2 separate regions of the Mus musculus genome follow, and region 1 is linked to region 2. Evidence: chromatin loops called from intact Hi-C (ENCODE). Cell type or tissue: heart. All regions are shown on one strand. Each heading gives the region's core, and the rest is flanking DNA. Links, peaks and the distances in the headings are about the cores only. Region 1 holds the start of Gal3st2b (galactose-3-O-sulfotransferase 2B). Region 2 has its middle 28 kb from the start of Pdcd1.

The links. Peaks named below come from ENCODE experiments on the same cell type or tissue, not always from the same donor. Only the 100,000 strongest peaks of a DNase experiment are listed, where the experiment ranks them.
Region 1: a loop joins it to region 2, with 11 times the contacts of the local background. A loop is called at or near these places in 8 of 42 quality-filtered maps.

What each region holds. Positions count from the first base shown.
Region 1 is chr1:93,910,402-93,926,684 of GRCm38, forward strand. It overlaps Gal3st2b (galactose-3-O-sulfotransferase 2B), which reads left to right and starts at 8,036. Exons shown (of 4, transcript NM_001205249.1): 1 at 8,036-8,055. The coding sequence starts at 8,036. It also overlaps the pseudogene Gm18666. In heart, for the core only: no CTCF peak of the experiment used is centred there; no DNase peak of the experiment used is centred there.
Region 2 is chr1:94,072,368-94,088,650 of GRCm38, forward strand. No RefSeq gene overlaps it. Among named protein-coding and RNA genes, the nearest start is that of Pdcd1, 28 kb to the left of the region's middle. In heart, for the core only: a CTCF peak has its summit at 6,926 (motif pointing left); a DNase peak (open chromatin) is centred at 6,914; H3K4me3 peaks cover 805 bases; H3K27me3 peaks cover 972 bases.

The DNA of each region.
Region 1 (16,283 bases), core at 3,435-11,434, 160 kb before region 2:
CTCCCTTCTCCTCTCCTCACTTTGCTTTGCTATTTTTTGCTTTCTTTACTTTCTCCTCCTCTTCCTCCTCCTCCTCCTTCTTCATCTTCTTCTTTTGTTTGTATATAGTTTTACCTGTATGTATCTCTGTACACCATGTGTATGCAATGCCTGTGGATCCTAGAAGGAGTCAGATTTTCTGGGACTATGGCTACAGGGAGTTATGGGCCACCATTGTGTATAGGAAAGCCTTGCTGTCTTTAACACTTGCATTCAGTCTGTAGTAGGATGAACTTGTATGATTGTTCTGGAAGAAGCCATAATGTTGTATTAAGGAATGGGACAGTGCCCCTCAGTGAGTTATTTATACACCTTTAACCTTTTGAATGTTTAAACAGTCAGTTCTTGTGATAGAAATTGCCTCCTTTAGCATGTAATAGCCATGTCTGAGCTGATCATCCACACAGTGTTCTTTCCCTGGGATTCTGGAGTCTGTAAGAAGAGACAAGCCATCTCTTAGAGCCCACAGCTATCTTGCTGTGCCAGCCCTTCCCTCATCAGGCTGTTGGGATGTATGGAACTGGAACCAGGCATGGGGCTAAGTGAGCAGGGTGGGGCTTCCTGCAGAGAGTCACCTTTTTCTATTTCTCTGTCAGCAGAAAACTTATATTTAACCCATGTGAAATTTAGCGAGCCTGAATGCTTCCTGTTCTGTAGGTCACGTCATGCACCCGGGAAGAGCTGTCTTAGTTGTATGACCGGGAGGAAAGTGGTTCTAACTGTGGATGCTGGCAGTCCAGACTGTGGCTCACAGTGCCTCTCCTGCTTCCTTTCAGATAGTCCATTCTATGTCCTGGTTGAGACCTCAGGCTCCAGTGCAGGACATGATGCTGAGAAGCTGACGAACGTCCTGGAGCAGGTGCTGAACTCTGGCCTGGTGACAGATGGCACTATGGCCACCGACCAGAGGAAAGTCCAGGTACTGTAACCTTCCTTTTCCCTGCCTTCCCTCCTGTTCACATAGCCGGGGCCTAGTCTGTCCTGCAGAGATGGGGTAGATGGCCAAGACACCTCGGGTTCCATGGCATGGATAGAAACATCTTTTTTTCTTAAAAAATATTTATTTATTTTAAAGGATATTTTTATTAAGGATTTATTTTATTTATAAAAGTACACTGTAGCAATCTTCAGATACACCGGAAGAAGGCATCAGATCCCATTACAGATGATTGTGAGCCACCATGTAGTTGCTGGGAATTGAACACAGGACCTCTAGACGAGCAGTCAGTGCTCTTAACCACTGAGCCATCTCTCCAGCCCCCATTAGAGGAACTTCTTTGGAGTGAAAAATGTATTCTTGGTATCTAGATCGTTTTCACTAATACTAAAGAATTTCCCCCACACATCTCCCCTCTCCTGGGCTCCATGGCTGACCATGTGCTCTCTATAATAAGTTGGCCACAGCTCTCCACAGACTTGTCCAAAGGAGAAGTTCAGGAGAAGACGGTGTCTGAGGGACAGCCCTGACTGTGTTGCAGGGAAGCTGTCTGGGTTCCTGGGGGACATAGGAACAGGAGGCATTTCTGTTTGGGAGCTGTTCTTCACCTAATCTGGGAGTTTTATTTCCTGGTGTCTGGCCCTGGTCCTGCTGTCTGCAGTAGGATGAGCTGCCAGCAGAGGGCAGAGAGGCTGCAGGGAGCTGCCAGGGTTGATCCTTGGAGAGAAAAGGAAGGAGACTGTGGAGTGTGAAAAACATTGAATCATTGAGCTGTGTCCTATGTAGTCAACCTGTTATATATTCTATCCAGTTTATTAAATCATTTTCCTTATCGTTAAGGTTGGTTGGCCTTTGGGGTTTGTTGTTCTTGTTTTTCTGGTTGGTTGGTTCTTTTTTTTGTTGTTTTCTTTTTTTTTTTTTTTCTTGTCTTTCTTTCTTTCTTTCTTTCTTTTTCTTTTCTTTTCTTTTCTTTTTTTTTTTTTTGAGACAAGGTTTCTCTGTGTAGCCCTAGCTGTCCTGGAAGTCACTATGTAGACCAGGCTGACTCAAACTTGGAGATCCACCTGCCTCTGTGAGTGCTGGGATTAAAAATGTACCCCTCCCATCTCCCAAACCCTCAGCCTGGCCAGATTTTTTTCTGAGATATGTTTGTGTATAGCCACAGCTGGCATTGAACTTACTGCATAGTTCAGGGTGTCCGTGAACTTCTGATCTCCATCCTCCACTCCATGCATGCTTAGATGTGCTTGCATGCCTGGCTCATGTGGTCCTGGGGATCCTAAGGCTTTATGGTGCTGGCTGAGAACTGTACAAGCTGAGCTCTAAAGCAGCCCTAGAGTCCGTGCCCACTGAAGTGGTACCTGTTACTAACTGCAGCCCTTACTTCATAGCGAAGGTGTTCAGGGGAGTGGGGTAGCCCTTGTGGCCTGTTGATCCCATGAGGAAGCCTTTATGCCACAGACTGAGTTTGGAGCTTGCAGTGATGAAGATGGTCCTCTCCACCTGCTTTTGTCCTCAGCTTCCTTCTTTCATCGTGATCTGACAGTTTTATGCTTGGTGGTGACTCCGCAGCTACTCCTGATGGCAAAGGCGCTCAGTCTGAGTCTTCCAGGTCCTTGTCATGCCTCTGATGGCTCCCTCTGGGGTTTCCTGGAAATGATCTGGGGGAGGCTGGAGTGTCCCAGCATCCCACTGTACACTTGGCTGGTGCTGGGCTTGGATTTGGGTTAAGAAACTCACTTTTTTGGAGCTGAAGCTCAATGAGATCACAGGGCCTGCTCCTTGAACACCTTTGTCTGGTGCAAGGCTGGTTCTGATGTTTCTGCTGACTTCTCATGTTAAATGGAGTACTGGGAATGCTGGGTAGTCCTTGCCCCAGAAAGGTTCTCTTCTGCTTTCATGCCACATGTATATATGCGTGCACACACGCACGTGCGCGCACGCACGCACGCACGCACACACACACACACACACACACACACACACACACACAGAGTTAATATAGACTCTACCTGTGAGAGAAAATATGATCCTTTTTACTTGTTGTTTTGAGACAGGGTTTTCTGTGCAGCCCTGGATGTCCTGGAACTCCCTCTGTAAACCAAGCCTCCCTTGAACTGAGAGAGATCTGCCTGTCTCTGCCTCTCCAGTGTTGGAATTAAAGGGGTGCATTACCACCAGCCACTACCATGTTGCAGTACTCTTTCTTTTCTTTTCTTTTCTCTTTCCTTTCTTTTCTTTTCTTTTCTTTTCTTTTCTTTTCTTTTCTTTTCTTTTCTTTTCTTTTCTTTTCTTTTCTTTTCTTTTCTTTTCTTTTCTTTTCTTTTCTTTTCTTTGAGACAGGGTTTCTCTGTATAGCCCTATCTGTCCTGGAACTCACTTTGTAGACCAGGCTGGACTCGAACTCAGAAATGCACCTGCCTCTGCCTCCCAAGTGCTGAGATTAAAGGTGTGCGCCCCCCCCCTCGCCCCGCTAGTCTATCTTTTCAAAGTCTGTCCTAGCATTATCACAGAGCTGGTCCTTCCGGGAGCCCAGTTGACCTTTATACTTCCAGACCCCCTGCCCACCTCTGTCTCTTCCAGAGACCTGGATGAAAGCAGCACTATTTCAGTGACCCCAGCACAAGTGCCCTGTTGTGGTGTGCTCTGACTATGTCTTCATGATCTTAGATGCTATGGGCCTTGCGGGAGAGGATCACAGAGGCACTCAGCTGAGATGGCTATGTGTTCAAGTATGACTTATCTCTCCCTGTGGAGCGGCTCTACGACCTTGTGATCGACCTACGCACCCGCCTTGGCCCCCGTGCCAAGCACGTGGTGGGATATGGACACCTGGGTGAGCCAGCACATTACCCTGCCCCTGTGGGTGGCACAGCTCCACTGTGGTGAACTGAACTAATTTAAACACATTAAAGACAGCATCGGAGTCATTCAAATATATTGCTGTCACATGAAAGAGAGAAAGCTTAACTTGCCCTTGAATTAATTCAACCAAGAACAAGCTAAAGTTTGAATTCCTATGTCTGCCATGTGTCTGCCCATGCCTGCCTGATAACTTTGATTTTGCTGTTTAGCTATTCGTCCCTAACAAAGAAATTTATATTTACTGAACAGGCCAGGAGAGGTCACATGAGGAAGGGATGAGGGATAATTTATAGAAATCTTTAACAGAATTTTGTGGAAACTAATGAGTATGTTGTGGGAAGAAGGCAGAGGAAGGATAGCCCATGTCTGGCCAGAGTTTCTCCTGTGCTCTGAGCAGGCAGATGGGGGAGGGCTGTCAGACACTTTCCACTCGGCCCAGGTTTGCATCTAAGCCACTGACCCCACTCGATGGGGGTGTGGGGTGGGTGATGGACAAGGGGCAGTCCCCGACTGAGGGCCCTGGGGGGACACCCTGTAGTCCCGGGGTTATGGGATAGAGGGCTGAGGGAGAGACTTTCCCATGCAGGTGAGAATAAGTACAGTGGGCCTTGATGAATAGAGACATTCTGTGATTTTAGAGCTGTATTGTAGAAAGGCAGGGGGAAAGGGAAAAGATGGAGAATGAGAGAGAGAGAGAGAGACAGAGAGAGAAGAGGAGAGAGAGAATGAGGAGAGTGAGAGGAGAGAATAAGAATGAGAGGAGAGGAGAGAGTGAGGAGACAAGAGTAAGAGGAGAGAGTGAGGTGAGTAAGAGAGCGAGGTGAGGCCAAGCAGCCCTTCTTATGGTAGGCTGTTATCTTTACTGTTGCTAGGTAACTGGGGAGGAGTTTAGCCTGAAGCTCAGAAGCTTGGGATGTTGTCTACATGACTACTAGCCACACACTTCTCCTGTGGTGGCTTTGGGGTGGGGGCAGTAACTTAAACAGGAGCCAGAGTTCCCGGAGATATGAGGGAACTCCTTTCACCCCATGTAGGTGGATTATCACCACTGGGTCCCGGGGTTCAGACTCAATTCAAATGAAGACCAGACTGTCTGTGTATAGCCCAGTGCCCCACAGAATTTCACAAGTGATTGGATTATTTACCCCAGCTTAACCCTACTGGCCCCAAACCACTCAGTTCGTAAGCAAACAGAACTGTAAATATACACTATCAAGTTTTATTGATTTCAACATTTATGGCAGATATTTGTTATTCAAGGTCATTTTTCTTTTCTTTTTTCTTTTCTTTTTTTTTTTTTCTCGAGACAGGGTTTCTTTGTATAACCCTGGCTGTCCTGGAACTCACTTTGTAGACCAGGCTAGCCTCGAACTCAGAAATCTGCCTGCCTCATCCTCGAGAGTGCTGGGATTAAAGGCACGTGCCACCAAGCCCTGCGCTCAAGGTTGTTTTTCAACCTGTTTGCTATTTTTTAGCAAATGATTACCATCACATACACAGAGATAAGTACTGCCCTCTGGGTCAGGGGCATGGAAGAGTAACAACTTTATACCCATGCATTAGCTTAGGTTGTAAAAGCTGATTACTCATGGAAAGTCAAGGTTAGTTGTTTTCTTCAAGATGGGTTGAATAAACAGGCTTGAGTACTTTAGCAGCATATCAGGTCAGTTATGTCGTCTTATATGAACTTGGCTGTGAGGTCCAGCAAAAGTGCCATTTTCTTAGACTCCAAGAGATATTTTCTTAAAACCCTGTCTCTATAGTGACCTCCGTATCTGAGCTTGTCATTTGAGTTCTGTGGCTGAGACAGTATCATTGGACTCTAGTCCAGGCTGGTCTGGAATCCACGCTGTAGACCAGACTGGTTTCAAACTCACAGAGATCCTCCTGCCTCTGCCTCCTGAGTGCTGGGATTAAAGACGTGCACTGCTGCACTCTGTCATTTCAAGTATTGTTTGAAAAGCCTTTTGCTGTGCAGGAACGGTTCTCACCAGCCTGTGTCTTTAGACTTTAGGGTTCCCAGAGGGAGTTCCCAGTCATTTTGGGGAGGACTAAAAAGTGGCTCACGTGCCCAGATTCCTGTAAGATGGGGCCCAGCAGCTGCCATTCATAGCCTTGGAGGGTTGAAGGGATGGGCCAAGGGTGGTGGCTTAGAACCAGGATGCATGGGGTGCAGATACCTGACTGGGGGTTGGGGCAGTGATGTCTGAGGAGGACTCTTTGGGCAGATCTGAGGCCTGCTCAGCCTAACTGTTCCCTTGTTCCCCAGGGGATGGCAACCTTCACCTGAACGTGACAGCAGAGGCCTTTAGCCGGGAGTTGCTCGGTGCCTTGGAACCTTATGTGTATGCCTGGACAGCGGAGCAGCGGGGCAGTGTCAGTGCGGAGCACGGCCTGGGCTTCAAGAAGAAGGATGTACTTGGCTATAGCAAGCCACCTGTGGCCGTGACGCTTATGCAACAGCTCAAGGCCATGCTGGACCCCGAAGGCATCCTGAACCCCTATAAGACTCTACCTGCCCAGGCCTAAATGGAGCTTTTCAGCTTGTGCAAGATGCTAGGACCTAGGCGAAGGAAGGTTTGGTGGGCCTGGAGGCCTCCCAGCTGATGTCATCCACAATAGACCAGGTTACTGACTCTCACTGTTAGCCAGGAGCCAGCTCTGAGCACCCTCTGGACAAGGTTGCCTCTCTGTGGGGGCGAACAGATCAGATAGAGCTGCCAGGCCCTTCTTTTGTGTCCTGTGGACAGAATAAGTGGGTGGGCAATTGCCCTACTCCCAAACAGGCCAGATCTCACCAGCTCTAGGGTGGGTGGCCTGTGGAGACCTGCTTTGTTGCATCTCTATAGCGTGTAATTTTAAAAGATCCCTACTTGCCTGGTGACTCGCGAGGCTGCCACCAGTCTCTCACTCTCACTCAGCTTCGCTAATGGCCAGTTGGCCATTTTCCCCTGGAGCTGTGATTGCTCCCCCATCCCCTCATGGCTAGCTTTGTCAAACTGTCGCCAACAACTGCCCCAATGGATAGAAAACACCAGTTTTATTATCTTAAAACTAGACAGATAACTCAATGGCTGGGTGAAGAATTTCCTGCCCCAATCTTATCAACTAGCTCCCTCAATCTTGCCTGGCCTTCTGCCCACAGCAGAAGCTATAAACTCTGTGAGCCCCAAGACCTACATGTCTACAGCATCCTACTCGCTCCAAAGCCTGGTTCAAATTCTGCTTTCTTCTTTCTTTCTTCTGCCTGGGACCTACAACTTCAATCTTTTTCCCTTCACCCAACAATTAGCTTCTGCCTCCTTTATTGACACAATCAAGAATCAATTAGGGAACCAATACCTCTCACTCCACATCTCTGGGAAGAGAACCATGTGATCTCTTGGATGGATCTTACTGGACAGTTTGCCCTGTGGCATGTATTCTCTGAGGGCTGCAGCAGAGTTGTCTAGCCCCAGATTAGTTACCACAGTGACAGAGAATGCCAGAACTCATTCCCAAGGGCCTGAGTGGGGTTTGCTGTCATATCAAGCAGGCCTTGAATTGGTAACTGTGGTCCACCTGGCTAGGACATTCCCTCAGGTTTTGTTTGTTTTAAGACAGGTTCTCTCTACGTAATTCTTACTGTTCTGGAACTTATGATGTAGACCAGATAGACCTTTAACTCACAGAGCTCCTCCATGCCTCTGCCTTTACTTCTGCCCCCTGAGCAATGTGATTAAAGGCAAGTGCCACTACACCCAGCTTACCTTGTTCTTAAAGACCTGTCTGGTTCTAAGAAGATATGGAGGGCTATGATTGCCTGCAGAGCCTGACCTTTCTGGGTATGGGACAGTTCCCTAACTGAATCAATAGAAGCGACTTTCAGTCATGTGGTCTACACACTGTTCTCTATCATTTGGCTTGTCTCATGACCTGGCAGTCTGGAAGGCTGAATACACCTACCGTATTTTTTCCTGCTATCAGTTTCTGGAAAAAAATTGAACTACAACCTGCTGCTGCTGCTAGAAAATGATTCACATAAAGTTAATTGTAAAGTTGTGGCTCATTACATCTCTCCACACATTTAGTGTGCTCTGAATTCCCAATGTGTCTTCACACATGGATTAGAAAGTTAGTGTTAGGAATGTGAGCAAGCAAAGAGTGAGAGGCTGTAGCTCCTGCCTGTAGTGTGCTACAGATAGGTTACAGCGAATGTGGGGATCCCAACACAGGTACGTGTGGAGCCCTTCCTGCCAGGACCAGCCTTCCTCTTTCTCCTCTGAGCATTGTTCTGTGAAGCTCACAGGGTATGTGGTAAGCGAAGGGGCTGCCATTTGCTCTTGATGAGCTATGTGAAGCCCCCTTTGATTCATCCATCCCAGGGGAAGGGTCTCTTCTTAGGTCGCCTCTAGCTTTTCTTTTGTGTTTTGAAGAGAGTGCATTTTGAAGTTAGAGCCTGTGAAATAGAGCATGGTTGGTATAGCAGCGTGTAGCTGTAAAACAAACCATCTAATGTTACCACTGACCAGTGGAGTAGTGAGTTTCACCCATGCAGAAAACCTAGTTAGAAACAGATGGGAAAATGGACTTGCTAACTGACCAATGAGATTCCTCCAGGCTCCTCAGGCCTCTGACACAGCCATCTCCTTAATGCCTGTAGTCTCTCACACCTCAACACAGAAGAGTAAGCCTATAGTCAGATGTCTCTCCCACAGGGTGGTGTGTGTGAGCTGGGTGTGGTGATGCTGGTTTGTAATCTAGCATTTGGGAGGCAGAGACAGGCAGATCTCTGATATAGAGAGTTCCAAGCCAGTCAGGGCTCCATAGTGAGATCCTGTCTTAAAAAGCTAGAACAGGTGACCATGAGGACTCTACTCCCATCCCACACAGACGGGAAGTCTCCAGTGTGCAAGCTGGGAGAGGGTATTGTGTTTGGATTAGAAGTTTAGGATTCCACTGCCAGATATCTAAACCATTGCAATATGAGACATCGTTACCTAACCAGGACGGTGGGAGGAGTATACCGAGGATCAACAGCTTCTCTGTGATGTGAGCAAGCATGGCCTGGAGTCTCAGCCCTAGGGAGGTGGCTTGGGCATGTGCAGACCCTGCCCAGGACGACAAGGGGCTATGTGGTCTTCCATAGCAGCATGCTTCACAGAAAGAGGACAGCTGTCATACGAGATGATTAGGAGACAGTGCTTTGTATGGTTGCAGACATGGACACCTTACTGGTCCAGGTTATGCTCTCCTGGTCCATCACACTACCCACTGGTAACCACTGTGAACCAGCTCCTGCCCCTGGATATAGGTGATGTAGAAGACACTGCTGGGTACGTTGGTTGCAACTGCCCATTGCTGCCCATCTAGAATCTCAAAGCCTGGATGGGTAGGTGACCCATAGGCATTAGAAGAGGACCCCTTGCCCCAGAGGGTCTATGGGAGCAGGGGGCAAGCTCAGTTGGAGTGGAGCTGCTGTGTTGAGGTCACTGACCTGTGCTCTGGTGTGCTCCTTCATGGTAGAATATCCAAGCTCTGAACCTGGTGTCATTTTTTTCCTTAATAAATGTACGAATAGCCTAAGGTAACTATTTTTTTCCTCAGCATGGCCCTTATCACTGGTTAGGGCCGGGTCTGCCCCTGAAAAGTGCTTGACATTTCCTGTCCCAGGTCTGAGGACAGACTGGGACATGTCCTGCATAGACTCACAGCTGGGTAATGGGATAGTCATGGCCATTATTATTCATGAATCACTTCCTGTCTATAGAACACACACAGACGTGCAAGAGTACATAAGTGCATACACACACACACACACACACGTACACCTACCAGAAGTTACAGCTCTTCTTTGTGGGATTTTTTTAAGATTTATTTTTTTTATGTATATGAGTACACTCTAGCTATACAGATGGTTGTGAGCCATCATGTGGTTGCTGGGAATTGAACTCAGAACTTATGCTTGCTCCGGCCCCAATCAGATTGATTTATTTTTAGATGTATTTTTAGATGTAAGCACACTGTGGCTATCCTTAGACACACAAGAAGAGGTCATCAGATCTCATTACAGAGGTTGTGAGCCACTATGTGGTTGCTGGTATTTGAACTCAGGACCTTCAGAAGAGCAGTCAGTGCTCTTACCCGCTGAGCCATCTCACCAGCCCCTCTTTTGTGGTTTGGTGGGAAGCAGGGTAGGTTGTTCCCAGTACCTGGGCATATTGTTTCTGCAGCTGGAGTGGAACTTGTCAGGCTGGGGCTATGTCTTTATGGGTAGGGGGTAATGCCCAGTAAAACCTGTCTCAATTTCTCTTGATGGGAGGCATCTTCCTGACTAGTTTGAGATTAGCTGCAGGGTTTCTAGAACAGTGCTTGTCAGGGTAGTAGAGAAGAAGGGGCTCTGAGTCTTGGACAGTGTTCAGAAGAGGCTTGACTGTGGCCTGTGCTGGGTGATGGCCTGCCTGGGTGCATATAGTCCAGCCCATGATGTTCTTTTTTTTTTTTTTTTTTTTTTTTGGTTTTTCGAGACAGGGTTTCTCTGTGTAGCCCTGGCTGTCCTGGCACTCACTCTGTAGACCAGGCTGGCCTCGAACTCAGAAATCCGCCTGCCTCTGCCTCCCGGGTGCTGGGATTAAGCCCATGATGTTCTTATCTACAGGACTGCAGTAGTCTTTCCGTGTTGGTCATCATCCAGCTGTTATTTAGACAGGTGTGCCTTGGGACAGTTGCCCTGGGAAGTTGGACTCCTATTTATCTATAGAATGGGTGGCTGTTGGGCCCTGCCTTAGTGTTCAGGCAGTGTAGTTGTGAGAGCTACATTTTTGGTTATGTGGCCCGTGGGTCTTTGGGACAGTGGGAGTGAGTGCAGTGTGAGTCTTTAGGATACATTCCAGGTGACTCATGGGATGTGTACCGTGCATTTAACTTGGATGGGAATATTTGCCTCCAACTCTGGAAAAAGGAAAACCCATTAGCATCCAGATAGGTCCTCCTGTTGGTTCTCATTGAACCCTGAGCTAAAAGGGGTGCATAAGAGGGATCCCCTGGACTGGAGCCCTCCCTACTGCAGGTCACTCCAGCCTGGCCCCTGGCTGCCCTTGCCTTCTGCTTAACAGGTAGTCTCCTGGTCCTCAACCCCTGGCCTGGGTTCTGAAACCCAGAAATCAAGAATTGATCCTTTGTTCTCTGGTCACATCTGCCTGGCCTCGATGCTGGCTGGTCAGGCAGCACCAACTAGAAAAGCAAACTAGTGTTTGATCAGCCTTGGTAGCACACTTTTCCTGCTAGCTGTGTTCTGGCTGAGGGGGGCCACTTTCTTTTTTCCTTCCTTCCTTCCATCCTTTCTGTCTGTCTGTCTGTCTGTCTGTCTGTCTGTCTGTCTGTCTGTCTCTTTCTCTCTTTTTTTTGGGGGGGGGGTGGTTTCGAGACAGGGTTTCTCTGTATAGCCCTGGCTGTCCTGGAACTTACTTTGTAGACCAGGCTGGCCTCGAATTCAGAAATCCGCCTGCCTCTGCCTCCTGAGTGCTGGGATTAAAGTCATGGGTCACCATGCCCCGCTGATCTTTCTTTCTTATTATATATTTTCTTCATTTACATTTCAAATGCTATCCTGAAAGTCCCCTATACCCTCCTCCACCCACCCTGATTCCAAACCCACCCACTCCTGCTTCTTGGCCCTGGCATTCCCCTGTATTGGGGTATATGATTCTTCACAAGACCAGGGGACTCTCCTCCCATTGATGGCCAACTGGGCCATCCTCTGCTACATATGCAACTAGAGACACAGCTCTGGGGGGTACTGGTTAGTTCATATTGTTGTTCCTCCTATAGGGTTGTAGACCCCTTTAGCTCCTTGGGTACTTTCTCTGGCTCCTTCATTAGGGGCCCTGTTTTCCATGCAATAGATGACTGTGAGCATCCACTTCTGCATTTGCCAGGCACTGGCATAGCCTCACAAGAGATAGCTATATCAGGGTCATGTCTGCAAAATCTTTCTGGCATATGCAATAATAGTGTCTGGGTTTCGTGGTTGTATATGGAATGGATCCCCAGGGTGGGGCAGTCTCTGGATGGTCCTTCCTTCTATCTCAGCTCCGAACTTAGTCTCTATAACTCCTTCCATGGTTTTTTGTTCTCCATTCTAAGAAGAAATGAAGTATCCACACTTTGGTCTTCCTTCTTGAGTTTCATGTGTTTTGCAAATTGTATCTTGGGTATTCTAAGTTTCTGGGCTAATATCCGCTTGTCAGTGAGTGCATATCATGGGAGGCTCCACTTTCTACATCACATTGGCAGGGCTGGTCTGAGAGAAGGCGGAACCCTAGGTAGATGGAACTGTCCTTATGCAATGCATGGGACAGCAAGACCAGTTGGGGATTGCTGTGTCTTCTGGGCAGGATCATGCTCCACTAGAGAGGAGTGTTTGGTGCTGTAAGCTGCCATATGGTTGCTGGGAATTGAACTTTGAGTCTTTGAAACCTTAGGGAGGGGCTAGAACCCACAATCTCTTTGTCTCAGGCAGCCTCTAGGTAGAGCCCCTTGGTCATGACAGACTGCCCCTTCTGTTTGGCTGGCCACTCCTTCCAGATCCTCATTCTGGAGGAGCCTGTGGCTAGGGGCCACTGCTCAGCGCCATATCACACTGTCCTGTCTGTTCCCAGTGGCACGAAAGTAGATGGTGTCTTCTTCCTGTTTAGACCCTGTAAACCACAGAGAATCCACGGAACTAGGGCCACAGTCTGGAAGAAGGGTGCAAGTTTGGGGACCTGACTATATGTGTCCTGGGCAATCTGCTGCCTTCTGGGCCACTGCCCTTATGGAGCAGCTAAAGTATCATCAGATTTTTTTTTTTTTGGGTGGGGGGTGGGCACAGAAGATCCACTCTGACCCTGTGTGTCTCTGAACATGTGGAGCCTGGGCAGGAGGATCTGTGAGAGTCTCTCATGAAGAGAAGCAGCCCTTCCCATGTTCTGAGTGGAATGTGGGGGAGGTGAGCCACAGGGTGGAGAACAGCCTGGTACTGCTTATCCATCAGATCACCTGCTGTTAGCCTGGAGAGCTACTTGGCAGACCCCTTGCACTTCCTCTAAGTTCTGAGATGCGTGCTGGCCTTAGGGAATCATGCCCAGCACCTGATCCCAGTGAAGAAAGTTGTTGAAAGGACTGAGGTGAGGCCTCCCCACTACCTTCTTCTCTTTTAAGTCAGGAACCACAGAACTTTTAATGTTTAATAATTAGGAGACAGTTTGCCAGGATGTGAGGACTCTAAAACTCACGTGAAGAACTGGGAGGGGAAGGGGAACACTTTGTAAACCTAACGATATCAGCTGTGGTGAGAGCACATGCTTTATAAAACCTAAGTACTTTCAAGTCCCTGTTCCAGTATCACTGTTGATGGGCAGGGGAGGCTCACGCCTTCAATCCCAGCGCTTGGGAGGCAGTGGCAGGTGGATCTCTGAGTTCAAGACCAGCCTGGTCTACAGAACATGTTCCAGGATAGCCAGGGCTGTCAGAGAAGCCCTGTTTTGCGAAAAAAACAAAAAAACAAAAAAACAAAAAAACAAAAAAACAAAAAACAAAAAACAAAAAACCAAACAAATGAAACAACAACAACAACAACAACAAACCCAAATAAATCCTGTGTCCACATAGTAATTAGATGAATGAAGCAGTTTGGCTGTTTCCCGGCTTGGGTAAATGGCATTTTGGATTTCAGTGTAAGTTATCGGCAGCTCTCACCGCTTATGTGTGGCAGCTGTCTTTTTTATGACTTCAAGTTCCATCACAGTGTGGGCCTGAAGTCAGTGTTCTTTTTAATCCACAGTGTCAATATGATTACTCATTTGGTATCTGTTCTAGTTGGGAAATGGTTGAAACTCTGCCACACCACCTCCAATAGGATCTGTGTGACAAGTTCCCCAGACTGAAGCGATCGACCTTAAAACTGGAAGCTCTCCTGGAACCGGTTGTGGGACTCTTTGCTGTTGAAAAATTATTGAACCGTAGTTCTCATGGCAATCTATCTGTTTTGTTTTCTCTTATTCCTTTTCTTACTTACGTGTTCCTGGGTATCCTAGGCCAGATTCTTAAGCGAGAATAGTGGGTACGAAACTATCCCTTGAGATGGGGTCACTAGCATGACCTTATCCCAGGGGAAATCAATGCTTTGCTTTTTAAATCATTTACAAAACTGTTGTGATAAACAAAAAACTTTCCCAACAATGAAATTTCATATAGCTACACATGTGTCATCAGCAGTTGGTTTTGGTATATGGTAAAGAAAGCCTTAATTAGAAAGAACTAAAATAGTTAAAATGTATGCATCAAACATTTATTAAAAAATCAGGCATTAGATGTTAAATAAAAAATGAACATATGGGGTTAGAGAGTTAGCCCGGCGGTTAAGAGCAGTGACCATAAGGATTTATTAACCTGCTCTTGGAAATATGCCACTAGCCTTGGATGTCTGCCTCACTGAATAAATCCTTTTAGAATTGTTATATTTGGATGCTTTATATTAATAATGATCTTACCTGTTCTGCTTGTGATTCACTGAATACATAGTTTCAGAGTTGTAACATTTGGATGATTTTTGTGCTTTACTCTGCCAAATGACTTTTGTTGGTATTTGTGATTATTTTGCTGGATACAGTTTTTAAGAGTTGTAATTTTTTTTAATGTATAAAATCCCCTGCTTGAGAGCTGCAGAATACACTCAGATTCAAACTGCTTCTGTGTTTGTTTCTGTTTGTCCCAGCCAAATTCTTACCCACCTCACCTAGCTTTAAGGACCCTCATTCCAGGGACCCCGATACCTGACTGGGGTGCTCTGTGACAAAACTTGTCTTGTACCTGCTGTAAGTGTGTCTCCACCACCAAGGTGATTTTCTATATGGACTTGGGATCCATTGTGGCCAGGTCACTTGTTGCCCTGATTAGTGGTGATATCTCTATTTATCTATTTTTTCTTAGTCCGTGTTCTATTACTATGAAATGATGCCATGAACACAGCAACTCTTTTGTTTTTTTTAAGATTTATTTATTATTTTATATATAAGTACACTGTTGCTGTCTTCAGACACACCAGAAGAGGGCGTCAGATCTCATCATGGGTGTTTGGGAGCCACCATGTGGTTGCTGGGATTTGGACCTTCAGAAGAGCAGTCAGTGCTCTTACTTGCTGAGCCAACCTGCCAGCCCCACAGCAACTCTGATAAAGGAAAATATTAACAAGGTCTGGCTTACAGATTCAGAGGCTTAGTCTGTTATCCTCATAAGAGAGAAGCATGAGCCGGGTGTGGTGGCGCACGCCTTTAATCCTAGCACTTGGGAGGCAGAGGCAGGCAGATTTCTGAGTTCGAGGCCAGCCTGGTCTACAGAGTGAGTTCCAGGACAGCCAGGGCTACACAGAGAAACCCTGTCTCGAAAAACCTAAAAAACAAAAAAACAAAAAAACAAAACAAAACAACAACAAAGAGAGAAGCATGGCGGCATGCAGGCAGACATGGTGCTGGAGAGGGAGCTGAGAGTTCTATATCCGCATCAGCAGGCAGCAGGAAGAGAGAGTACCCCTAGATTGGCATGAGCATTTGAAACCTCAAAGCCTATCCCCAGTGACATTCTTTAGCTACCAAGGCCACATGCCCTAATGGCTATCAAGTAGCTCTGTTCCCTAGTGACCAAGCATTCAAATATATGATCGTACGGGGGCCATTCCTATTCAAAACACCACACCTATACTGAAGTTTCTCAGCCAACAAGCTCCGAGCAACTGCTTCTTGAGATAACACAATTTGGGGGAGGGGTTTGGTTGTGGGCTCCATCTCTTAGTAGTTGGACACACTGGTGAGCTGAACAGGAATTGCTATGCTGAGGGCAAGACCCTCAGTGGATGGGGCTAACAGCTACCTCACTCAGAGTCTCTGATGGCTCTGAATCTACCCGGCATATGTGGAAGTCTGAATGAGAATGGCTCCCCACAGACTCCTGTATTTGAATGCTTGGACCTCAGTTGGTAGAACTGGTAAAGATTAGGAGGTATAGCCTTATTAGAGGAGGTGTGTCACTGGGGTAGATTTTGAGGTTCAAAAGCCAGGCAGGCTCTTTCTGTTTCTGTCTCTGTCTGTCTGTATGTCCGTCCCTGTCTCTGCTTCCATCTTGTGGATCAGATGTAAGCTTACAGCTGCTGCTCAAGCACAGTGCCTGTCTGCTTGTCTACTTGTGGCCATGTTTCCCGCCATGATGACCATGGATTAACCCTCTGTGTAAGCAAGCCCCTCATTAAATATTCTGTCTGTCTGTCTGTCTGTCTGTCTGTCTGTCTCTCTCTCTCTCTCTCTCTCTCTCTCTCTCTCTGTTGTTGTTGTTTGTTTTTGAGATAAGGTTTCTCTGTGTATCAGTCCTGGCTGTCTTTGAACTTGATTTGTAGACCAGGCTGAATCTCACAGAGACACACCTGCCTCTG
Region 2 (16,283 bases), core at 3,636-11,635:
GATGCACACATTGACTGTTTGGATCTAAAGAAGGCTTGTATTTTAGTTGTTTTGCTATCTACTCACTTTCCTACAGGAATTCTTACCCAGAGAAAAGATAATATCACAGAATGGGTATTTTTAGCACACGAACAGAGTAAAAAAGTTGAAGACCTACATAGAAAAGTTTTCTGAATTTATTCTGAAAGGAAAATGAGACTTCATCAATTAGCAGGAGTAAACCCAGCAGGAATTATAGTACCTTTTACTAATGCTGAAGTTGCCTCATTATGGGCAGAAAATAAACATTGGCAAAGATCTTGAAGTAAATTTTTTTGAGAGAAATTAACAACAAATATCCACTAAGCAAGTTACTTTGGTTTATAAAAATAATTAATTGGATTCTCCCTCATATAGTAAAAAAATACACTAATTTGGGAGCCCCTACAGTCTATACTGATGCAGATAAATCAGGAAAGGCAGGTTATAAGTCTGAAAAATTAGTAAGGTGTCTCAGAGCTCTTATGATTCAGTTTAAATATCAGAGCTCTATGCCATTCTTATGGTAGATTTTCCAGAATCTCTTACTGTAGATACTGACTCTCACTATGCAGAAAGAGATGTTTTACACATAGAAACTACTGAACTTATTCAGGATAGTTCAGAATCAACCTTACTATTTATTCAACTACACCAAGTAGTCAGAAATTGGAATCATCTGTTGTATATAACACATATCAGATCTCATATGGGTCTACCAGGCTCTCTGACACAAGGCAATGATAAAATTTATCAGCTACTAATAGGAAATGTGCTGGAAGTTTCAGAATTTCATAAAAGAAGTCATATTAATAGCAAAGGTTTGAAGAAAGATTTTTCTATCATTGGCAACAAGTCAAGGAAATGATAAGCAAATGACCTACTCTTTATCCTGTTCACTGTATAACCAAACTCCATTACTTGCAGGGAGTAACCCAAAAGGCACCCAAAGAAATAAAATCTGGCAACTTGATGTGTTTCATCTCATACTGTTTGTAAAATTAAAGTATGTGCACCATACCATAGATACATATTCAGGATTTCAATGGGTAGCTGCTTTAAGTTCTGAAGAGGCTGATTTTATAATTACATATATTATTAGTAACTTATTAGTAGGCATTGCTATTATGGGAATACAAATTAAGGACAAATTAAGACTGACAATGTTCCAGACTATGTCAATAATAAAATTAAAATCTTTTTTGCATATTGTAATATATAGCTTATTACAGGAATACTACACAATCTTACAGGATAAGAAGTTGTAGAGCGATGTAATCATACATTAAAAGAGATGCTTAATAAACAGAAAGGGGGTAACTAAGACTTTTAGGGATAGATTACATAGTGTTTTGTTAACTTTAAAATTTTTAAATGCCAATGAGCAAAACCCAACAGCTACCGAATGAAAGGCAGGAAATGTGAGGGAGAGGTTTTTGCCTTTGTTTAAACATGAGAAGAAAAGCTATGGATTCCACCAAAATTGACAAAGATTAGATTAGACTGGGGGATACCTCTTTAAAATCTTGGCAGCAGACATGAAGGACGAAACCAAGAAATACAACAAAAGAGGTAAAATATATGCTTATCCCTCTGCATGAAAACAGCTCTGAGACTGGCTAAGACATGAACATCTCCAGCCAAGACATCAGCTATGCATAGACAATAGCTTTTGTTGGTACAGAGTCCTCAGGACTTATCATGCCATCCATTCAAATGGCATGGATGTAAATTTATATTACAGTTTGGATACATAGCCCATATGGACTTACAAAGTTTGATGCCTTTCTCCTGCTCAAACATAGAGAATCATTGTTAAGTGAATTGCACACACCTCACATTCCATGTATATTACCTTTAAAAGTTTATATATTTGCAGACTCACAGGACCAGACCCCAAAGAAGACAAGTAGCCTAGGTGATCCAGCCTCACAGACTGCCCCTACCGTGTGCGCTAATAAACAGTTTCATCTGTTCAGGTCAGATTCAGATCTCCTACCATCTGTCTCTTTATGTTGCCTCAGAAAGCTAACATCTGGTGCCAAAACCCAGGAGGACATCTGGAGTCCACAGACGGCTTTGAGCTTCTGCTGGATCTCCCCTGTTCTCATCTACTCTCTGGCCCTGGGCTGAGTAGGCCTGGCAAGTCCATTTGTCTCCCCAAGGGAGCCATTTCTTTCACCCTTTGTCTCTGCTCTTTCTCCTCACACTTTTGTTTTTGTTATGGTCTGACACCCCCCCCCCCCCAATCTCTCACCCCCAGTAGCTGTGGCCGTTTTGTCCATGCCAGCCAGCTATTTCATATCGTTGCTGTAACGTGCTTGCCAGTCACTGACACAGAGAAGTGACTTGGCTCAAGGATGTACTGACCACATAACCTGTTTTGTTCTGTACGCTCTGAATGTTCTGTATGAGGTTTGCTAATCTTAAGAAATTCCACAAAGCTTTACGCAGGACCCATCAAATCAAACGTCAATATGAACTGTTATGTCTAAAACGGCTTGGGTCAGACCACCGGGCAACCTTTCCTGTGCCTACGTCTGAGCTCACTGTGGTTTTTGTGGTTGACACTGAAAAATGCTACTAATAAGCCAAAAAATATGATTATAATATGCATGTTCTGTTATCTCAATGTTCTGAAATTCTTCTGTTCACCACCCAACCACCACCACTCTTACCTTACTCAGAACCAATCAGCTTAAAGGTTAACTGATAATATTTCACCCAGTAAACCAACTTCTCCCCTCTTTACCCTTTAAACTTTTGAGCTTTTCTCATATAAAATGCCTACACTGAGAGCAGACTAGTACCATCGCCAGGCTCCTGCAGTCCCTTCTGTGGTCCTAGATGCCCAGCACTATGGTGTGCATTCAATAAAGTATTCTTGCTTAACTGAGATCAGGGTTTGTTTGGTTTGAGGGGTGACTCCCTGAACCCCAACAGTTTTTTTTTCTGTTGAGTCTGATGTCCAGACAAGAGGCTGCTCTCTCCATTTGACGAGACCAAACATCCAATAGCAGACACATGCTGAGGGCAAGGTAACTCATGGGATCTAACTCAGAGGCATCCTGATTTGGTCTTAGGGGACTCATGAGAACCCCTCTCAGTCTAGTCTTGAGATTCATTCAGTTGAGAGTTCCAAGAACTCTCCACAGCTGGGTCTGACCCCAGTTTTTAACTTAGTTCCACATCTGCTGTGGGTTCCAAATTATCAACACCGAAGGACACATCCTTAGCCTGTCTCGGGCTAATCTTAAAGAGTTCTATTTGGAAGACCTCAGATTGACCACACTTACTTAACTTAGGTCCAAATCTGGCTTCAACATATATTAACTGTTTTCACTTCATTGGACAATGGCCACTGCTGGCTCAAATTTGAACGTCAGATATCAATATCTAAATTAATTTAGATAACTTGGTAAGATGCAATGGAGAATTGCTCAGGACCCTCCCCTCATACTCCACCCCCCATTCCCAGTCTTCTCAATTCTCCTTATCCCTACCAGTCGGTTCCTGCTCACAACCTGGCCAAGAGCCTGGGTTTTTTTTTTTTTTTTCTTTTTTCTTTTTTTCTTTTCTCTGTATGTAGCCCTGGCTGTTCTGGAACCCAATCTGTAGATCAGGCTGGCCTAGGACTCACAGAGACCCACCTGCCTCTGCCTCCTGAGTGCTGCCTCCTGAGTAAAGGTGTGTACTACCACCTCCCAAGAGCCTGACCTTAATCAACTCTTGTCTCCCTTCTCCTAAGGGACTTACCAAACCCCGAGTAAATGAGTCATGAAGTTTTGCTAGCTGTAGAATAAGGTCCCAACTAGTTTAGGGAAGGATTCTTATTCTGATTAGGAATTAAGGTTAGGAACAGAGTTTGGTTTAGAGTTAGGAGTTAAGGCTTAGATCAGGGTTAAGGTCAGGGTCAGGGTGAGGGTTAGAGGGTTAGGGTTTGCTGTATAAACGTTTCCTTCAAGACTGGAACATTCCATCCTTCAGGGATGCTCCTTAACCAGGAAGTAAACAACTCAAAATAGCTTCAGGAATTCCCTGAAACCAACCAGATTCACTAGGATACTCCCTGATAGAGTAAACAAGTCAAGTTGCATAGAAGATTCTGAGACTCAATCAGCTGCCTGGAAGAGGTTTAGACCAATAACTGAGTCAATTGGAAAGGATGCTCTTCAATCTGTTGAGCTGCCCGCAGGCTGTGTAGTTGCTCCAGGTTTTGTGAGCCTTCACCTGCTTTGGGGTGGTCTTTGGTGATGCATCTGACTTTGAGTTATTTCTGCTCCTGTAAGTGACCCTTCACCCATATTCCTGTAAGCAACCCCAATAAAATTCATTAGTTTTCCAAATTGGACTATGGTGGTATCTGTACTCTGGTCTGTTGTGGGCTCCCAATCTGGGTGAGTGTTGGGCCTTATTTGGCCAGATACTGAGGCCTAGTGAGCCTTTGCACGAGTTTAGAGACCTGTCCTGACTTCTGTACTGGAGTGACTCAGCACAACCTGCCTTTGCCTAGCTACTGCTGATGTAGAATAACTTTACTGACCCTGACAGTCACCTCATACCCTCATCATCTCACCTCATCAAAGATCCCCACCTCCTTTCTTAACTCTATATAAACAAAAGACTGATACAATAAAATGAGTTCCTGCTTTGACACTCCCTGCCCATGTGTTTGTTTTGAGCCTTACCATCCTGCTCAGCCCCAGAGAGACTCTACTGGACCCGGTTCTCTCCTCTCGCCTGAACCTGCCAGCAGAGAGTCGACAAACTGGGACCCCGTGTGAGGATCAAACTCATGACCTTCAGATTATGAGACATGTTAGTAGACATGTATATTAGTTAGAGTTCTCTAGAGTCACAGTGTCTTGCATCAGCAAGATCCGGATCATAGGTGTGCCCTCTGTTTCTGAATTGTAGTTCATTCTAAATATAGTCAAGTTAACAACAGAGAATAGCCATCACGTGTGTGTATAGCATCTCTCCAGAAAAAGCTTGTCACAACATAATTGGCATCTGAACAGAAACATAAGAGAACCCAAGGTAAGTTTGGAGTAGTGAGTGCATGGTCCTGGCTATTGATAGAAGACATTCCCTGATCATCCTCGTTTTTTCGTATAGGACCATTGTTAATACTCACATCCAGCACCTGCATCCAGTGTGTGGATGTGAGTATGAACAATGGCCCTATATGAAAAAACGAGGATGATCAGAGAATGTTCAGTGCCTGAACTTCTGGAACTGGGAAAGGCTTTAAAACAAGCAATGGAAGAGCCTGTTGCAGCCTGCCTTGTGAGGGTGTGGGACATGAGAGCAGATGGGACCCATCTTACTGCTGTGAAGAGAGGGAAATAGCAGTGTAACTTCCCATCTCATCTTAAGGCAAAGGCTTCGAAACCCAAGAGGCTGGGAGAGAAATCCGGTCCTAATAGACTGGCTTCTCAAAGCCCTTAGGAACACTTGGTTATCTCTGTCTGAAGTCCCTGTAGATGTCCATGAACTGAAAACAACATAGGACAGGTGCTACGGAGGGAACCAGGAGCAAGAGAAGCTATGCATAGACTGTAGTTCTCTGGGCTAGACAGAACTATGCTCACAGGAGAATTAAGGAGAAAGCTGATCTAATAGGGACCTCCAGATGGGTATGGGACTTAGTGGCTTTGCTGAGCCCCAGGAGGGATTTTTTTGTTTTGTTTTTTTTGTTTTTGTTTGTTTTATGAAAAGAGACTTGGCAGACTGTAGTAGTGATCTAGACTGTCATGGGAATTGTGTTCACACCATGCCAAAATGCATGGAGGAGGTGGGTGAGTAAATAGACGGTAGAGTCTATCTGGGTCACCTGGAAGCAAACGTGGCTAGATTTGTTTTGAGCTGTTGGTGTACCTGTTCTCAAACCCCAAAAGACCACCAAGGAGTCGACTCTGATGCAATCGCACTAGGGTCTTTTACTCAAGCAGGACAGGAAGGTGGAGCCTTGAGCCTAGTTTTAGGTAAGCATTTTATAGAGGCAAGCAAACAAGCAAGAAGGTTCCTAGCCTGGGACACATTTGATTGATGGGGCGAGGGGAGCTTTATGGCCTTTAACATAATTGGCTGGGGCTGGGAGCCAAACCACAAGCTTAACTTCTGTTTTTCTCCTGACTGGTGGTTGTTAGCCAGGGGAAGGCTTGTACCCTGGAGGAGTAGATTTGTTGGGAAGTAACCTAGAAGCTCTTGCTAGTTGCAGGCTTGTTAGCTAACTCGAGTTCAACTATAAGTCAAGTTCTCTAAGATGGAGTCTGGACCCAAAAGCTCTGGTCTCTCAGGAGTTCCTAGGGTGAATATTGATAGAGAAATAATTCATGTGAGCTAGTTAATGATAACCATGCCAATTAAGCCAATTAAAATGCATGAGTCCTTTTGTATTGATGGCCAGACCAGGAAAGAATGGACTTATGCATCTGAAAAGTCTCTGGGTGTTCAAGCTCAAGGGTACAGTGTTTTAAAGACAAACCCTTAATGTTTGGGTGTGGGAGGATTATATCAGTGGGCGATTTAGAGTTGTCTAGTAATGTCTGCTCTCTTTGTAAGGCTCAGTGGTATCTCTCAGACACTTCATTATATGTTTGAACTATGGTCCATGGACAGTCCCTGAAGCATTGCCCAGGTGAAGGTGGCTATTGGGGCCTGGGTGGCAGGGGTGGGGGTGGGGTGTGTGTGAGACTTCAGGAGCCTATTTGGGATTTGATATGACTGGAAATTTCTGGTCCAGGAGAGGAAAGGAGCCTTTTTTTTTTTTTTTTTAAATTAACTTTTACATTTTAAAAACACAAATCAAGACACACAGCGTACAGACGGTGCCACCCAGTGGCAGAAACCGGAGAAACCGGCAGACTCTCCAGAGACGAAAAGACTAACCAAACAGAGCGAGCAATGGCTTGTAGAGGCTCCCACCTAGTGGCAGAACACGGAAAAAGCGGGGACTCTCAGAGTCCCAGGTTAGGGTTATGCTTTTTAGAGGGCTGAGGTAACCTTTGGGCTATGGTTTAAAAGGTTAGGATTGGGGTTATGGTTTGTATTAGAGGGTTAGGGTTAGGTAGATTTGTGTTTAGTGTTAGGGATAGATGCTTAGGAGAGTTAATGCTAGTATTTAGGGTTTCTGTGTAGGTTGGATCTTGAGTTAAGGTTAGGGTTAGGGTTTCAAAGGTCATAAAGAAAATCTCTAGTCAACACTGCCCAACGCTATGACTATTTATGAATAGTGTATAAACCTGTGTTTAGTGGTGCACCTAAGCAGGAAAGGTGTAGAAACTTATTTCCAGGGTGTTTACGCTGGAACTATAGTGGAATTTTTAGGAGAATCACTGTATGTAGTGTAAACAGAATCAATGGTTTCCTAGAAGGACTTAGACCTTTAAGAAATCTTTGTGCAAAACAGTGGTTGTTTTCTATGATTATTTATAGAGTTGGGTTTTTTTTTTTCTTTGAAGGATCTTTACAGCCTTTGCATGATTTTGGCCACAAGACAATCCTGGCACACCTAGAGCATCTTGCATTATTAGATACTGTACCAATAAGGACTAAAGTTGTAGCAGCGCGATGTTTTCCTTCCAAAACATTAGAGCAGGGGCTTTGGGTATGAGGAACTTGTTTTACTCAAAGAACAGCTTTAGTGTAACAATGAATAAATAATGCCTTTGCTCTGCTGTTTGAGATCTAGTCCACAGAGGCTGATCTCCTTGCTGCCAGGAGCCCTTAATTCATTCTTAAGTGTCCCTCTTTGAACGCCCGAGCAACTCAGAACACCGAAATGGAGTAGTGCAGAAACCCCTCTTCCAGGACATAGCTAATCAGGTAGAGTACAAACTGCTATGCTCAAGTTCTCAGTCAACAGGAAAAGCGCTAACACCTGAGCACAGGCAAAGGCAAGAGCTATGTCCAGGGACTCCGCTACTTTGTAAAACTGCCACAGTTACCCATGAAGAGCACAGCTGTAATCTCAGCTATCTGAAGGTTGATGCAGGAGGATTTTTGTGAGGGTCAGATGAGTCTGTTTACATAAGTGTCGCCCAGAGGAGCGAAATGGTTAGGGCTAGGTGACAGGCTTGAATACTCTGGTTTTCACCTAGCCTGACGCGCGCATGCATTCTGGGTAATGTAGCCCATTCTCCCTAACTGAGGAGCCTGTGCACCCTAGTATATTCAGGATTTTACGGTGTTTATGTGTTCACAGCCTCAAGGAGGCTTCAATGTAGTCACCACCGGCATTGGGCAGTGTGGCCTCTGGCATCTCGCGACTCTGGACTCCGCAGTAATTCTGTGCTAGAAACCAGGACGGTTTCAAGCCCTAGCTTACGCCTCGGATCCTGTTTGTGCTCTCGGCCAGCGTCGTGTGACCAGGGGCACAGGCGAGGACTGAACCCAGCTGGTCTTGTTCCCTGCACTCTCCAGTTCCTTATTGTTATAGTTAGCTTCCCGGCGACCACAGGCACCTTTAGGCTTTCACTTGCTCCAGGAATTGTCCAAACCCTACGGAAGACAGCTGGGCATTGTAGTTCAAAGTTTCCAGAAGGCGGTGCTTGTGGACCCTAACCATTCTGGGATTGTAGTCTAAATTTCTGACGTTGGCACCTGTGGAGAAACTTTTTTTGGGTTTATGGTCCATTATTTCTCCACGGTCATCATCACGGAGGCTCCTGAGAGCTTTTAAGGCTCTGTAGATGGATGAATGGAGCCGACAGCCCCCGATCTCCGAGCCTTGAAAGCAGAGTGCACTTGGGAAAGAACAAGCCTGTAGAGATTAGAGACAGTGCCCAGCGTCATTGGGCTTGGAGGATGGCCGGAAAGACCTAGCTGGGAGCAGCTTAGGGGCCTGTGGGCAAAGCCTGTAATTTTGGAGCCCCAAGGGCCACGTGATGACATAAGGCGCACTGGCAGGGGTCCCTTGAACGGGAGGAGAGGCGGGGCTGATAGCATGAAGGCGGGAACATAGGATGGGCGGACCTCCACGCCTGGAGGCTGAGGCTAGGGCGGTAAGGTTTACCAAAGCATGTCTTAAAGGATTCAGGATGCTATGGCTGAAAGTGAACTAGCTGCTGCATGATACTACACCTGCAGGGTCAGGGTCAGGGTCAGGGTTTGACTGTTGCAAATATGGCAGGTTCAAGGTCAAGTCAATGTCACAGTCGGAATATTCTGCGATCTTAGCTGCCCCAGCTAGCACAAAACATCGGTTGTCCACAACCCACACTACTGTTCTCTGCACTGTGGGAAAACTGTTAATTAAAGTCTAAGTCCACCTTGACGGGATAGCCTTTGGACTAAGTGCAATATGGGAGACTCTCTTCACTAGGGAATTTTCTCCTTCTCTGACCTTATCTGGGGAGTTCTAAGCCCCCCATACACTCCTCTTCCTGAGGAATGTCACATAACCTCAATTAGATTATAGGACCAATCTACTTTCTTCCGACAAACACTTGTTCAGCCAGCACCTGAGATTTCTGAAATGCTTCCTCATGCTAACGAGGCACTCCAGGTGGCCTACAGCCAATGACCTTTGCCTATCCTGGATATCCCTGTCCTCAGTGCCCTCAAACTTTATGAGCCTTCAATCACCCTGGGTGAAGTTCATCTGCCTTCGGGTCCTGGTGTGGTTTATTCGCCATATGTACTCACAGGGCTTCATTGAATCGACCGACAATCCAGGAGAGCAGAGAGACCCACACTGCTCTCTGTTCCTCTCTGCTCACCTCCACAGCTTCTTCAATTCTCCTCTGACTTCAAGGCCCACAGAGACCATGGGGTTCAGCCATCACAAATGCATTCCTCAGCTGTTTGTTCTTCGTGTCTTGTGTGTTAGTATTTGTCCTCACGTGGGAAAAAGGTCATTTGCTGATATAGTCACATACTGGGGATCCTGGGTAGTGAAGAGCCCAGTAATTCCAGGCACTGGTCTGCTACCCCCATCTTACTGCATGCCCTTAAGCCCTGCATTCTTGTCAGCTGCAATAAATCCACCTGGCTGGCATGAGCCTCGTAAAGGCTGAGATAAGACTACTGCCTAAGAATAGACTTGAGTGGGCTAGAGAGTTGGCTCAGTGGTTAAGAGCACTGACTGCTCTTCCGATGGTCCTGAGTTCAAATCCCAGCAACCACATGGTGGCTCATAACCATCTGTAATGAGATCTGATGCCCTCTTCTGGGGTATCTGAAGACAGCTACAGTGTACTCACATATATATAACAAATAAATAAATCTTAAAAAAAAAAAAAAAGAGAATAGCCTTGAGCTTGCACCAACATCCTCTATCTGCCACACCCTGGGCTGCAGAACTAACCCCCAACTTACAAATTCCTTCTTTGCTATCCCCTGGGCATCTGCTTGTGGGTTTATGCTTCAAGAGGAGGCTGCTCTCGACCTTTCAAGGTGGTTGTGTCAGCTCCTGAGACTGAGGCTACCCTGACAGGTTAGAAGCGTTTTCCCATGGTGAATAAAGTTGCTTTTGGTTTATTTCTGACTTTGGTAGTCCTTTCCTCATTATTTGCCTGCCCTGTCACCCCAACAGGTAGCATGTCTTTCCAGATATTGTGGGCTAGTACCAAGGAACAGGGATGAGCTATTAGACAGGTCGGGGTGGTACTCTGAATGGGAGGAGGATGGAGAGGGATTCTGGGGACCAGACAGGACAGGAGCCACACGAAGCCGAGAGGCCCACAGAAAGGACAGCTGGATCTGCCATGAGATTCAGTGGCATCTCAAGGCAGTAAGGGCTGAGAGGGAGGACAGTCCCCTGCAAGTTGTCTGATACGGAGCTTGGGATCCGACTGGGCAATTTGCAGTGGAGGATTGGAAGGAGAGTAACAATCACTTGCCTTACAGAGGATTCAGGTTTGATTCCCAGTATCCACATGATGGCTCACAACTGTCTATAATTCCAGTTTCAGGGGTCTAATGTCTTCTGGCCTCTGTGGGCACTTCATGAACATGGTACACAGACATACATGCAGGAAAGCCCCAGTGTCCACATAAAATTATGAGTAAATAAAATGCTAAAAAGATTTTAATCAAATAATCATCCTTGCAACTTAAACTACTACCAGGAAGACTTGTGGGGAAAGCATTTCCCTGGCAGCCTTGGTAGAGTAGGTTTACAAATAGTTACTAGGTTGCCAAAGGCAGCTTTACTGCCACCCCTACCCCCCTTTCTTATTTTCTCTCCCTCTGTCATTCTTCATTTTGTAGATGATGAGAAATTCAATTCATTAAAACCTGTGTGCATCATTATTGTTTTGATTCTAATTTTGACCAAAGGGAACATCTTCAAATTGGTGTCATGTTGGTTTTGACTAGATTAGGTTTGCACATTGCATTTCATTTCAACTCTAAGAGGATTTGATTTAGATTTGCCCTTTAAATCACCTAGACATATTTAATCATGTATATTCACTAAAAACTAAAGGCGATGGGTTTATTAGTCAGAATGTCAGTAGAAATACTATTCTCCAAATAGAGCATACTGGTCTAACATGCATGGATCGTGTCTATTCTTATTACTTACATCTGTTACTGATTTACCTTTTCCCATACACATCTTCTACATAAATCAGGGTTCATGAATCACTGAAGAATGATACCCCTGGACTCAAACCATATGTAAAAGCAAAGAATGTTTTATTCTTCAGAAGTCCCGCATGCTGGGGTCTACTATTTACCAAGATGGAGATGCCCAGGTAAGCTCACAGGCCCAATTTGAAGTACATTAGGGGAATTCCAGGGAGAATAGGTGACCTTAGTTTAATTAGTTGGCTCTGCCTCTAGGAACATTTCAGAATCATTCTGGGGGGCTGGAAACTGTTGGCGAGGCTTCTGATGGTGAGGCAGTTTCTAATTGGCTGCCTAAGACCTGGTTTCCAGTAACTGACTTGCCTGGTCTTGCCCAGTTCCAGGAAACAGAAATTTAGGTCTAGTCTCTTGACTCCTGTCATGGAGTCTGACTGTCTCAGTTGTCTCAAATTGGTCTATTCAGTATCTTTAGGATAAATAATATATTTAATATTTAATACTGTAATACTTCTTGTTAAATTAAGTATTTCCTTATTGACTTTCTTTTTCTTTTCTTTCTTGTTTTATTTATTTATTTGAATCAGGGTCTCATTATGTACCCCTGGCTGGCATGGAACTTGCTATGCAGATAAGGCTGGCCTTGAAATTTGAGAATTACTTGCCTCTACCTCTCAAGTGTTGGGCTGAAAGGTATGCACTACCCTGGTAAATTAGGTTTTTAAAAGAATGCTTTATGAGGAAGTACCTTGTGGAATTTTAATTTGGGTGAAGTTTTATGTGCTTTCAAAATTCTGAATCCAGCTAGAGGTTAAAAAAAAAAATCGAAATTCCATAAAGTCTTTGTGTGAACAATTTGATATTGTTCAGAAATGCTGAGCATTTTCCTGGTGAAAGAATAATTTAAAGTACATATAATGCCAAATGCTTTCTTTTATATACCCATCTTAATGAAGCCATTGCTTCCTTATAGTCTTTTTTCAAAATATTTTTTAATGTCACTAATTATTTCCCTTTGAAATGTAGAAAATGTATCTCCTAAACTTAATGAAAATAAATGAAAATTTGGAAGTCTTTTAGCTTATGGTTGTTTAAGTCATAAAGCAATATATAAATAAAATGTGCAGTTACCCTGCTTGTTAAGTCTAATTTTCTACAATAACCTGGTGGTCATTTGCTACAATAGCCATGCAGGGATGGCATAGGAATGGTAAAGATATTTTATTTCTGCTCTGAGCTTTTTCCTGACAAAGCCTATTATTGCATCAGAAAAGTTATTTGGCTAATAATTTACTAAAAAATATTGACCAGAAATATAGAAATGTGAAATGTATTCCTTGTCAACTGAACATGTGTATACACACAGCGAGGTTCACTACATACAAAACAAGACAAAACATTTACAATTCTACATTTCTATGAATCTTTGATAATAGATCTAATCTTAAAGACTGTCTATGATATTCACACTGGACTCGTTAAGCTACAGCTCTGTCAACCTTAACTTCTAGAGTATCTGGGATTAGAGGTGTGCCTTACCATGACTTGACTCCAAAATTCATCATTTGAATTATTTATATTGAACCAGGAGGAGTGTAGTACTAAATATTTAAAATCCTGAGCCCGGGGCTTCTACCCTGCCTTGATCATTGAATTCTCAGATGAAAGACACACACAGCTTTTACATATTTAATATGCCTTAAGCAGCACAATAGCTGTGGAGCTGCCTACCTTCCATGCTGTTAGAATATATTTTCCTATTGATAACCTCTAGTTATTACTAACTATTTGCTATGCTGGGCAGCCCTCAGGGCCACATTTTTTATTGATCAACTAACTCATGGTGGCCCTCCTTTCTCTTCTTCTGCATGTTCTTCTTCTTCTTCTTCCTCTTCTCTGATCCCAGGCTCTCAAAACCTAAAACCCGCCTCTGTCTCTTCTGCCCAGCTATTGGCTGTTGGCATCTTAGTTTACCAATCATAATGAAATTGGAGGCAGGGTCACAAGTGCTAAGTGCAGACCCCGGGCCTTTGGAAAATCAGATGGATGGTGCTTTGCTGAACTCGGCATGAATGTAGAGAGATGGGATGGAAAGGGATATAGAAATAGTTGTTTTTTTTTTCCCTTCCACTTTTTCCCCTTCCACTTTTAAAATGCACTGGTGCAAGCTCACAACCCCCTTGTGGTAGAGGCCACAGGAGAAATAGACCCAACTGAGAGACACTGCTGTTTCTGTATCTCTGAGTACCACCCCTCCAATCCCACTCTTTATCCCTTAGGCTTTCCCACATCTGCCCGTTTCCTAAGACATCCTCAGGCTTATTTTCTAAGACTTGTAAAAGATTCACTACATTTGTGACTGCAGGTGCTAGTTCTGCCTTCAAAGAAATGATTGCCCCCCCCCCCCCAGTTTAAAGAAGCAGTGAATCTTATAAACATTCAGGAAAATATTCCTCAAAACATTCTGGCTTGGACACCCGTTGTCTGCTGGGTTAGTGTGTGGAAGGCGCTAGAGAGCACCAAGCATAATTTATGTGGTTGAAATGATTCATGTGACTCTTCAGTTATATCAACTGTTCTTGAATGTGTTCACCCACTTCCTCAATCTATACAGCCAATTTGGGAGAAGAACAGTGTTTCTGCCTCCTCCAAGAAATTCCTCGAATTCCTTACAGGACAGTCTTAAGAGAACTTGATTTGCTCCCTAGAAGACATTTCTTACAGGCTCAGAAGTAAAAGTTTCAAGAAGATAATCACAATTTCCTTATCTCTTTCACCTTTAAAATCTAGTTTGCAGCTCTTTAGGAGATAAAAACACAATTATCTACAGGCAATGTGACTCAAGCATGCTTTTTAATAATGAGGTAACAAGACAGAGATTCTGTAAGTAACAAGGAGGTTCTGAGGCTGGGGCTGTTGCTTATGGAAGAGTACCAAAACTGCTACAGATGGACCTCACTCGGGTCCTCGATCCACAGGCGAAACTCGGGTTCCAGTAGTTACAGGTGAGCAAGGAGTTGGCACGGATGACAAACAGACAGGGACACAGAGAGTGTGTGTATCTGAATGTATTTTTGTCAAAGTGAGTGTCAGTCTTTTATATTACAGGAAACAAAGATATTAAGTGATACATTAAGGCCATTCAAGGTACATTGAAGTTATCTGATGCAAAATTACTTTTACAACAAAACAGAAGAATGCATACTAAAAGCTAACAGGAACCAACTGGGATAAATTCAATGTTAACAACTGGGATCAAAAGCAGCCGCACCTAAGGTCAGCTTAACCTTAGAAGCCAGGGGCTAGGGCTTTATGCCCTTGCCATAGTTCCAATTCTAGTCCACCTTCCCCCTCAGCCATTGTAAATTCCTGTGTATGGAAGCGACTCAGCTATCTAGAGTTCTAAGTATTTACTCTAGTTCCTTCTTAGACCACAACTTTCCTAGGTCATTGTAAATTCCTGCATATGGGAGTAACTTGGCTTCTCTTTTAAGTATCTGTAAGGAATCTCCATTTGTCAGAAGAACTCACCAAATTTCTTCTAATATGCAATGTAGTCTGCCATATTATGGCCAATGTAGTCTGACTGTAATGAAGATTCTAAGTATACTTTGCTAAGCTTTCCCTGAGATTTCTAACTCTATGTAGTAGATAGTAATGCCTGATTTCTTTCACTATCTCTCTTACAATACTAGAGGCAATTCTGAATGTCACTGAATAGGCAACATTCTTACTGAATTCCAAGCCCAGGGTTGGCTCAAGGACTACCTAGGGCATTGGTGAAGGCCAGGAAGAAAAGTCCAATTTTGCTTAGGTATTTGGCAAGTCATTGCTTGGAGACACCTATAATAAAACAATACCAAGGGAAAGCACACAGATCAATTCACAAGGACATTATTGGAGCATTAGTTACACAAGATGCCACGGTTCCAGGAGACTAAGTTTCCGTGAACTTTTTACCTCGGGACTGTATACAGGCTTTTGGGCCTGTCATGTGGGTCACTACTGGAGTGGATGTAGCACAAAACAAACAAAACCAACCAACTAACCAAATAAACAAAAGAAGAGGCATGCATTGTCTCTTAAACTTGCAGAATGAGATGGCACATGGTTGATAATATAAACACTGTCTACCTAATCAGTGTTTCATGGAGGAGTGTTATATGGAACTGTGAATGAAATAAACCCTTCCTCCCCAAGTTGCTTTTGGTCATGATGTTTCATCACAGAAGTGTTACCCTAAGACAAATAAACATTATAAGTATAAATGCCTCTGAATAAAAAAAAAGGCAAGTCAATGAATACTTGATAAATTTGTAAGGAGGATCATTTGAAGTAAAAACAATACCTTAATTTCAAGCTTTAGGACATGCTCAATATACACTTAGTGTTAACAAAAATGTTGGGCTGAAGAGATGGCTCAGCAGTTAAGAGCACTGACTGCTCTTCCAGAGGTCCTGAGTTCAATTCCCAGCAACCATATGGTGGCTCACAACCATCTGTAATGGGATTCGATGCCCTCTTCTGGTGTGTCTGAAGACAGCTACAGTGTACTCATGTAAATGAAATAAATAAATCTTAAAAAACAAAAATGTTAATAAAAGTGGTGATCTATGGTCACTTATTGCACTGGAGAAATTATAGTGAGTAGGATTGCAGGGATATTGGATCACTTAAGAAGCAGGGGGCTTTACAGGAGATGTACATATTCCCAGTCTCTTTGGCTTGAT